2 separate regions of the Homo sapiens genome follow, and region 2 is linked to region 1. The links are chromatin contacts, found by Hi-C or POLR2A ChIA-PET in ENCODE. All regions are on one chromosome and are shown on one strand. The core of a region is the stretch at or near the end of the contact, and the rest is flanking DNA. Distances in the headings are between cores, read along the strand shown.

The links. Hi-C counts contacts between places; a loop is a spot of excess contacts on that map. ChIA-PET counts read pairs that join two places held with the same protein, here RNA polymerase II (POLR2A). Pooled maps may share reads with other maps.
Region 2: a loop to region 1 is called in a map of posterior vena cava, with 4 times the contacts of the local background. The contact joins two enhancer-like sites. A Hi-C loop is called at or near these places in 5 of 168 maps with a recorded cell type or tissue (A673, IMR-90, ovary and 1 more), 1 of 37 single-sample maps with no recorded cell type and 4 of 50 pooled maps. POLR2A ChIA-PET finds 5 or more read pairs at or near these places in 9 of 52 experiments (AG04450, Caco-2, H1 and 5 more).

The regions. Positions count from the first base shown.
Region 1 is chr1:39,045,413-39,050,410 of GRCh38, forward strand. It overlaps LOC124904088 (a long non-coding RNA gene), which reads left to right. Exons shown (of 3, transcript XR_007065970.1): 2 at 1,624-2,575. Among named protein-coding and RNA genes, the nearest start is that of NDUFS5, 22 kb to the left of the region's middle. Within about 2 kb of position 2,584, at least 10 of the 41 ENCODE cell types and tissues checked have a DNase peak (open chromatin) inside an H3K27ac peak, as active enhancers do.
Region 2 is chr1:39,084,824-39,089,829 of GRCh38, forward strand. It overlaps a transcript of MACF1 not described here. Among named protein-coding and RNA genes, the nearest start is that of NDUFS5, 61 kb to the left of the region's middle. Within about 2 kb of position 2,433, at least 9 of the 41 ENCODE cell types and tissues checked have a DNase peak (open chromatin) inside an H3K27ac peak, as active enhancers do.

The DNA of each region.
Region 1 (4,998 bases), core at 1,334-3,833:
GAATCTGACGGCAGCAGGCAGAAGGAGCCGCTCCATTGCAGTAAGCCAAGATCGCGCCACTTGCCTCATTACATCAAGCATCCCAAAACCCAGTCTGGGTCAGTTTTGCCCAGAGTGAGGTTTGTAGAACACGGGTTCTCCTGGGATCTATACCTAGCCCAGAATCAGTTCCAAAAGCCACGCTTTTGGACTTTCTCTCTCTCTCTCTCTCTATATATATATGTGTGTGTGTGTGTGTGTGTGTGTGTGTGTGTATACACACACATACATACAATGTTGTATATATTGTATATGTGTGTGTGTGTATATATATATATATATATATTTTTTTTTTTTTTTTTTTTTGAGACAGAGTTTCACTCTTGTTGCACAAGCTGGAGTGCAATGGCACGATTTCGGCTCACTGCAACCTCCGCCTCCTGGGTTCAAGTGATTCTCCTGCCTCAGCCTCCTGAGTAGCTGGGAGTACAGGCGTGCACCACCGCGCCCGGCTAATTTTTGCATTTTTAGTAGAGATGGGGTTTCACCATGTTAGCCAGGATGGTCTCGATCTCCTGACCTCATGATCTGCCCACCTCGGCCTCCCAAAGTACTGGGATTACAGGCATGAGCCACCATACCCGGCCTTCATTTTTATATTTTTAGTAGAGACAGGATTTCACCATGTTGGCCAGGCTGGTCTCGAACTTCTGACCTCAGGTGATCTGCCCACTTCAGCAGCCTCCCAAGTGCTGGAATTACAGGCGTGAGCCACCGCCTGGCCAATTTTTTGTATTTTTAGTAGAGACAGGGTTTCACCATGTTGGCCAGGCGGGTCTTGAACTCCTGATCTCAGATGATTAATCCACCTCAGCCTCCCAAAATGCTGAAATTACAGTGAGCCACCATGCCCAGCCTCTGAGTCAAAGTTTCTTTAATTGCAAAGTAGAGATCATTGTTTTTTTTTTGCTTTTTTTGTTTTGAGATGGAGTCTCGCTGTGTCACCCAGGCTGGAGTGCAGTGGTGTGATCTCAGCTCACTGCAACCTCCACCTCCCAGGTTCAAGTGATTCTCCTGCCTCAGCCTCCCGAGTAGCTGGGACTACAGATGTGCGCCACCATGCCCGGCTAATTTTTTGTATTTTTAGTAGAGATGGGGTTTCACCGTGTTAGCCAGGATGGTCTCGATCTCTTGACCTCGTGATCTGCCCGCCTAGGCCTCCCAAAGTGCTGGGATTACAGGCACAAGCCACCGTGCCCAGCCTGAGATCATTCTTACTTCACAGGATTTCCCTGATAATTAAGTGAACACACACACACACAGCATCTAACACAAAATACTTTGTACACAGTAGATACTAGACAAAAGATAACCATGGCTACTGCTGTTTCTTTTTTCTCCTCCTCCTGCCTACCCTTCCCCCTCATCCTTTTATCTATGGCCAAGCCCTCCTGAAGGGTCTCTTTGAATCGCGTTACCTCCTAGTTTGACACCAGTGCTCTTATTTCCCTGTGGCATTGGAGGGCTAGTCACATGGCACTGTGGCCAAGGAGAAGGATGATGTTCCAGGCCAAACACATCTGCAAATGTGTTGAGCTGGTGTCCTTGATGACAAATCAAATTGTTTTGTGTTTGGTTCCCCAGAGGCCTGAGTACCTCAGAGAAGCCAAGGTTCCTGCAGGAACCTCGTGCCTGCTGTCCACGTTGGGCTTCATTTTATCAAAATACAGCAAAGAGCTCATCATTTCTCAGCTCCTGTCGGAAGCAACAGTGGCTGTTCCTGGACACAGAGCTGCAGACAAGGAGTGGTGAGGATTCAGGCAAGAGAAGATGGGCAGCTTCCCCTTCATGCTTCCCTCTCAGGAAGAAGCCAGGGTGCCTGGGATCAAAGAGGCTAGGAGGCTGGTGAGGCCTCCTGTCCCTGAAAGCGGTCAGTGAACCCAAAAGTTGAAAAGCCTCTGCTTTGAGAGTGGTTCTGCTGCCCTACTGGTGCTGACAGTTTTAGAAACTGACATGGCAGAGCTGACCAGGCAGACTATATTTTTAGGACTCTGCTGGGGCCTATTGAAACGTCCACATTACTCAGATCACCAATCTGGCTGGAGCTACCAACACAGCATTCTTTGCTGTTTTAGAATACAAAGCTACCTCCCCTCGGGGCTTCACTTTGCAGCCACTGAGAATCCAAGGCTTCGCTAAATTACACGTTTCCATGGTCCCACTGGCTTGCTTTGCAGGGCTTCCACAAGAATGGGCTGGGAGCGTAACTGAGTAACTGAGTCATGATTAGGGGTTAATTAAGAGGAGAAATGGGCTAGCTGTTTCCTAAGATAAGGGAGGGGAAGTTTTTTTAAAAACTGTAACTGCTCAGAACAGTATGTGCTAAGGCAGACTTTCTGTGCTGGGAGACAGAACACTTCTGCAGTGATGTAGCAGAATCCTTAAAGGATCCTGCCAATGACTCTTTTTTTCTGGTGTCACATCCAATCTTTGCTGCAGCCAACACTTCCTGGAGATGAAACACAACTTCAATACAGAGATAGCAAGTTCACACTCTGGCAGTCATGCAAGGATGAGTGATGCGGGCCTTTTCTAAGTGAGTATGAACGGGTGGGACCTACGGTAAATTCAATGCAGTATAATCCGTCTACGGGGCAGTGGGCACCCAGCAACAGCCAACTGTTACCAAATCAAAGTGCAGGCCCAGGATGACTCATCTTCCAGCATTTCATGAGCAACCAGAAGTCTACATTTCTTTGAGAAAAAAAATTTTTTTGAGACGAGGTCTTACTCTGTTGCCCAGGCTGGAGTGTGTAGCTTCTACCTCCCGGGGCTTAGGTGATTCTCCCACCTCAAGTCTCCCAAGTAGCTGAGACTGCAGGCATGTGCCACCACGCTGGCTAATTTTTTTTTTTTTTTTGAGTCGGAGTCTCGCTCTGTCCCCCAGGCTGGAGCGCAGTGGCGCGATCTCGGCTAACTGCGAGCTCCGCCTCCCGGGGTTCGTGCCATTCTCCTGCTTCAGCCTCCCAAGTAGCTGGGACTACAGGCGCCCGCCACCACGCCCGGCTAATTTTTTTGTATTTTGTAGTAGAAACGGGGTTTCACCATGTTAGCCAGGATGGTCTCGATCTCCTGACCTCGTGATCCTCCCGCCTCGGCCTCCCAAAGTGCTGGGATTACAGGCGTGAGCCACCGCTCCCGCCCCATGCCAGCTAATTTTTTTGTAGAGACAGGGCTTCGCCATGTTGTCCAGGCTGGTCTCCAACCCCTAGGCTCCCCGCCTTGCCCTCCCAAAATGTGGAGATTACAGGTGTGAGCCACAATGCCTGGCCATTTTGAGGAATTTTTAAACACTGGCTTTAATTTTTCAAAGTATCTGGAGCAACTTCTGCTTCTGAGAGATAGAGTAGATATTCTTTTCCCCAGTCCTCCTGCTAAGTACAGCTAAAAACCCCAAAAACACTCTATATTATACAAAATGAACATAAGATGACTCTGAACAAGAAGAAAGCAGATTGGTTAGGGACCTCCAGATCCAAGGAATGACTCAGCAGTGACCTCCCTAAGTTTTCTTTTTGCCTCATATATGTCAGAATGGGTACTGGAGAAGCCAGCAACCCAAAACTGCCAACGATTGCAGACAAAAGCCCCAAGAAAAGCTTGTCTTTTTTTTTTTTTTTTTTTTGAAAGAGTGTCTTGCTCTATCGCCCAGGCTGGAGTGCAGTGGTGCAATCATGGCTCACTGCAGCCTTGATCTCCCAGGCTTAAGCTGCTTAGACTACAGATCTGCGCCACCATGCCTGACTAATCAATACAGTTGTTTTTTTTTTTTGAAACGGAGTTTCACTCTTGTTGCCCAGGCTGGAGTGCACTGGCGCGATCTCAGCTCACTGCTGCAACCTCTGCCTCCTGGGCTCAAGCAGTTCTCCTGCCTCACCTCCTGAGTAGCTGGGATTACAGGCATGCACCATCACGCCCTGCTATTTTTTGTATTTTTAGAAGTAGAGATGGGGTTTCACCATGTTGGTCAGGCTGGTCTCAAACTCCTGATCTCAGGTGATCCGCCCGACTCGGCCTCCCAAAGTGCTGGGATTACAGGCATGAGCCATCGTGCCCGGCCTTTTTGTTTTTTTTGTTTGTTTGTTTGTTATGTTTTTTTGTAGAGATGGGGGTCTCACTGTTTCCCAGGCTGATCTCAAATTCCTGGGCTCAAGCAATCCTCTGGCCTCAGCCTCCCAAAGTGCTGGAATTATAAGCGTGAACCATGGTGTCCTGCAAGTCTGCTTTCTGAGTCAAAGGACAAGAAAATAAACAGCCTAGAAAGACAGACAGCCTTGATTTTTTTATTTTTAGTTTTCATTTGGTTTGATTTTTCTTGAGACAGAGTCTCACTCTGTCGCCCAGGCTGGAGTGCAGTGGCACGATCTCGACTCACTGCAACCTCTGCCTCTCGGGTTCAAGCAGTTCTCCTGCCTGCCTCAGCCTTTCGTTCGGCCTCAAATGATCCGCCTGCCTCAGCCTCCCAGAGTGCTGGGATTACAGCCATGAGCCACTGCATCCAGCCGACAGACAGCCTTTAGACTATAGCCCCTCTACTCCAGCCCCACCCTCACCCCCATCAGCAAAGGCCAAGTGGAAAGCCTAGATCTCCAAACCTTGTTAGGCTGTAATGAAGTACTCCTTCCCTTCCCCACCAGGGTGATGTAGAAGAGGCCTAGTTATCCACTCAGGCCTTTCATCCATAATCAAGGCCACCTCTCCCAACAATGTCGGTGGAGGCCCACTCCCTCTCCCAGCCGGTGTGGTATCAGTGAATGCCTAATAGAGAAACTGGACTCCCACCCCTGCCCAGCAGTAAGAAGGAGCCCTGCCAACACCGGTGTCAATGGAGGCCAAGTGGAAAACCTGGACTTCCACACCCTCCTGGTAAAAATAAGGTAGCATCCGCACTTTCCCCACAGAAGCAATGTTAGAGGAGGCCTGCTGAAACACAAGCTATAAAGTAAGATCCAGAGGCTG
Region 2 (5,006 bases), core at 1,183-3,682, 39 kb after region 1:
AAGCTGTCTATTTCATGACTTTCTAAATCCTACTCTTTTTTCACTTTTTGGCTATATTAGACAATGCTGCTGAGAACATGGTTAAGAATGATTTGACTTCTGTTATTTCCTTATAATGAAATCCTTGGAGAGTACAGTTTTACTTGTATCGCCTTCCAAAAGTGTTCTACATGCTGACCTTTCACACGACGTGAAGGCTGGGGCTACCTCCTGTGGTGGGATGTGCCCAGCTCTTTGCCAAGCAGCAGCACAGTGCTGTAGTTATGAGTGTAAGCTTTGGAATCAGAGAGGGTAGGGTGCTGGATCGTGGCCCTGCCACTGACCAACTGTGTGACTCTGGGCAAGTCCCTTATTCTTTCTCAGTGTCACTTTCCTTGTCTTAAGAATGCCCACTGTGCAGGGATGCCTTGAAGGTTAGATGAAATAATGTGTGGAAAGCCCTTAGCACAGTTTTTGGCTCAATAAAGGAGATGCTTCCACTGAAGGCATCCACAGCTGCCTCCCTGAAGTGTGCTCAGCATCTCAGCAGGGTGTTGGTGTTACAGTACGGATAGGAAGATAGAGCAGTGCCTGCAGCTAATTCAGTGACATCACCCGCTTTCAAGCCGTCACCAAGGCCTGTACTGCTACCTTCTTTGTGTCCCTCAAATAATACAGCCACCCCCTCCACTGTGTCATCTCTCACCTGGACCTTCCAATGAGCATTTAATAGCTCTTCCTCTCTTAGTCTTGCCACCATCCTCCACGTGACTAATAGAGTATTTTTTTCTAAAATACAAACCTCAAGAACACATATTCTATTTTATGAAATGAAGTGCTGCCTGTACAACACTTCATTAAAAATACAATAAAAAATAAAATAAAATACAAACCTAATTCTATTACTCGGCTGCTTAAAAACCACCTTTGGCCCCTCATTGCCTGTGGAATCAAGGCTTCAGCATAAAGACCCATCAAAATTACTTACCTCTTCAGCTTCACCTGCCACCACCTCTACCCCCAATCACCCTGCCACAGTACACTGTAACTGGACCCCCAGAGGGATGCATCTTGCAGGATGAAACCACCACACTTTAATTTTCTTCTCTGCAAGATGCTGGTAAACCCTCCTCCTCTTTTAAGTGCCGCCTCCTCTGTCCTTAATGCCCCCAGTGGTATCCAAAGCTTCCTCCTCCGCTCTCACAGTCATACTTTTCTCTCCTCCATGTTCCCTTGTTCAATGTAGCAGTTAACCCACAGGGTGCCCATCACTCCCTTAGAAGAGTGAGCAATTTGGGATGTGTCTTATGTTTTGAGCCCCCGAGGGCTGCACGGGGCCTTGTACATGCTAGAGATCAATTGGTATTGAATGACTGAATGAATGCTGAATGAGTGTTTTGAGGATATTATGTGATGTGACAGACTGTGATCCAGAAACAGGCACTGAGCTATAACGGAAAGTTAGAGAAAGGCTTATGTGGGCTCAGGTAATCAGGAAAGGACTTTAGAGGGAATGAGCTCCAAGTGAGGAGACAACAGTGGGGCCTGGAAGGCAGGAGGGAGAGTTGGAGCTCTTTCTAGTGGGCAACGAGGAGTCCTTGGAGGAAGTCCTTCTCAAAACCTTTGGGCCTGCAGCATCAGCCAGTAACAGAATTTTAGAGCTGTCCCTAGGGTGCAGGAAGGGGTTTACTTGTCCCCAGTCTTGAAGGGCCATAACTCAGGGCCCTGATGACTCATAAACCTCTTTCTCCTGAAGAGAGAGTGGGCTGTCTCATTCTTCCTTCTTTATGCCCTCTGCCTCCATCCTTCATCACTCATGCATACTTAGATCGTTTTGTGATGATTTCCACTTCCAGTCTTCTCTGAGGAGGCCCACGGGATGATTTGCTTGCTGCTTCAGATTTGGAGTCTAGAATAGAAGTGGAGTGGACTCAAGGAGGCTTAATTTTACACAGGCAAGGCTCCTAAGGACCCTGCTGGGTCAACTGAGCAAAGGGATGGTGGGTGCTGCGCTGTGCTGTGTTTCTGGCATAGATGCTGATCTCCTTTGCATCCTGACACTGCTGAATGCCTCTTTTGAGGAGGGGGCTGGGCCAGTGAGGCTGAAAATGGGGAGACTGCCATGGTTAAAAATAACTTGTGCACTGCAGTTGGGCGTGTTTCTTTAGCAGGAGAGGAGAGAGGCAGCAGAGACGAGGCGGGACTGCGACTTTAGGGTCTTGCTGAAATCTTCATGTGATTTTAGAATGCTGTGGGGGCTCCACCAGAGTAATGGAAAAGGCAGCCTTAGCTCTGCAGGGACTCCTTCACAGGAGGTGCAGGGGGGCATGTCTGGGAGACCCTGGATGCTCTGAAGCTCTCTGAAGCAGAACTTTAATTGTGGGAGGAAATGAAGTCAGTCTTACGCTGGAAGCCAGCTGTGGCCTGTGCAATTTTCTCCTCCCCCTGGATCTTGCTTATGAAGCCAAGTGGGGGTGTCTGAATCACTCTCACCAAATAGAGATCTTCCCTTTCCCTGGCCCACTCCGTGTCCTGAGCTGGTCTTAGGGCCTCGCCCTTGCTTGAGAGGCCTGATGGGGCAAGCCTGGTGGTCACACATGTCAGAGTAGAGAGGGATGTCGGGGCTGAGAAACCTGCTGATTTCAGTCTACAAAGCCAAACAGGTTTTAGGGTGCTGAACCTTGTTCTTCTTCCCATCTTCCTGTTCTCATCCTTTCCCTACATTTGTTTCTCCTTCTTCTTTGCCAGCCATATTCTCAACTCCCTAAGCCCAGCCACATTCAAATGTAACAAGAGTCACTAATGAAAGTGTCTTGTTTCGGTTTATCAGCTTTATGGTTTACACAGAGATTTCAAAATAACTCTGTTAGGCAGGACATATGTTAGCATCCGAGGCTCAGAGGGTTTAGGGGACTTGCCTATAGTTACACAGGACTGGTAAACACAGATCTTCTAACTCCAAGTACATTGCTATTTCTTTTTTTTTTTGAGACAGAGTCTCACTTTGCCACCCAGGCTGGAGTGCAGTGGCGCAATCTCAACTCACTGCAACCTTCACCTCCCGGGTTCAAGCAATTCTTCTGCCTCAGCCTCCCGAGTAGCAGGGATTACAGGCGTGTGCCACCATGCCCAGCTAATTTTTGTATGTTTAGTAGAGATGGGGTTTCTTTTTTTTTTTGGAGATGGAGTCTCGCTGTCGCCCAGGCTGGAGTGCAGTGGTGCAATCTCTGCTGGATCTCAGCTCACTGCAGGCTCCGCCCCCTGGTTTCACGCCATTCTCCTGCCTCAGCCTCCTGAGCAGCTGGGACTACAGGCGCCTGCCACCTTGCCCGGCTAATTTTTTGTATTTTTAGTAGAGACGGGGTTTCACCATGTTAGCCAGGATGGTCTCCATCTCCTGACCTCGTGATCCGCCCGCCTCAGCCTCCCAAAGTCCTGGGATTATAGGTGTGAGCCACCGCGCCTGGCCCGAGATGGGGTTTCACCATGTTGGTCAGGCTGGTCTTGAACTCCTGACCTCAGGTGATCCGCTTGCCTTGGCCTTCCAAAATGCTGGGATTACAGGCGTGAGCCACCGCACCCGGCCCTGTACATTGTTATTTCTATTTCCTTAGGCAATACCTGGCAACCAGCCCAGTCTGAATCTTCTGTAGTTGACAATCTAAATCTCCACACTCACCTGAGAGACTTGGTCACTTCCGGGAAAGGCCTCAGGATCCTGGTCTATAGAACCAGGAAAGGGGAGAGACAAAGATCTTGGAAAATTTGCCTCTTCCCCTCTGGCTCTCTGTCTTTAGTGAAGAGCAGTAGAAATATCCTTACTTAATGGTGGGGAGCAACAAGGAAGTGGGGCGCTAGGGAGCTTACTGTAGCAAGGAGTACAACCCCAAAGGGTAGAAACAAAGAGAGGAAGAAATGATGTATCCCTTGGGACCTGTGGGGAGTATATTGAGAACAGGGTGCAAGACAGGGTGTCACATGGCTGTACACTGCACAACCCTTGGGGGTGCGATTCACATCACATTTGTTGTCATTGCAGACGTGTACATTTATTATTACAAGTTTCCTGCAGATGGCAGTAACATGTTTTGAAGAAGGGCTCATGTTTGGGCTAGGGCACGGTAGGGTGCAGGAAGATTCCACCATCTACCCATCAATCAGGTATTCATTCATCTAACATCACATAATCAGGACCCTCCCTGTCCTTGGCATTGATATTCAAAGATGACTGAAGATGTGGTCCCTTCTGCATGGAACTCAGTCTAGTGGAGAGGACAGAAGGGAGAAAAGGCCGGGTGTAGTGGCTCACACCTGTAATCTCAGCATTTCGGGAGGCCGAGGCAGGAGAATCATTAGAGCTAAGGAGTTCAAGACCAGCCTATGAGACCCTGTCTCTATTTTTTTTTTAAGTAGTTAGAAGGGAAAAAATAATTATATCCCCGTATGTGTTGTGAAAAAGGGGAGTGCAGTGACTCAGAGCTAAGGATTGGATCCCTCTCTGGTTGTTCATTTATTCATTCCTTCAACTAAAAAAGGGGTTAAGCTATGTGCCAGTAGAAAGCATCTATGGGATTCATTCCTAGGAGTATCAGCAAATGCTGCTGAAATAATCATTCCCAACATCTGCTCCATTGTGGCCTTCTAGTCAGACGACAATTGTCTCTCTGCACAGCCCTTGTTTCAGTTGGCTTTATATTCACGTTCATTGTTCCCAGGTTCATTTCCCTCACCAGCTCTGGAGGTCTCTGTAGTCAGGAGTCCCATCTTACCCTTTTTGCCCTGGGACAGAGAGCCATGAGAGCACTACCTGGTCAGAAGCTGGAGCTTACTCCTCTGGGCCCATGTGTCTCTCCTCCAAGTTGGGAGCTCTGAGAAGACATCTCACAGGCACCTCTCTGCTTCATTCATTCATTCAATAAAAAAAATGGATTAAGCTCCTGCCATGTGCCAGGCACTGCGGAGATAACTGAATCTGGAGTTACAAGACTTAGGCAAATGACCTCACTTCTTGGATCCTCAGTTTCCTT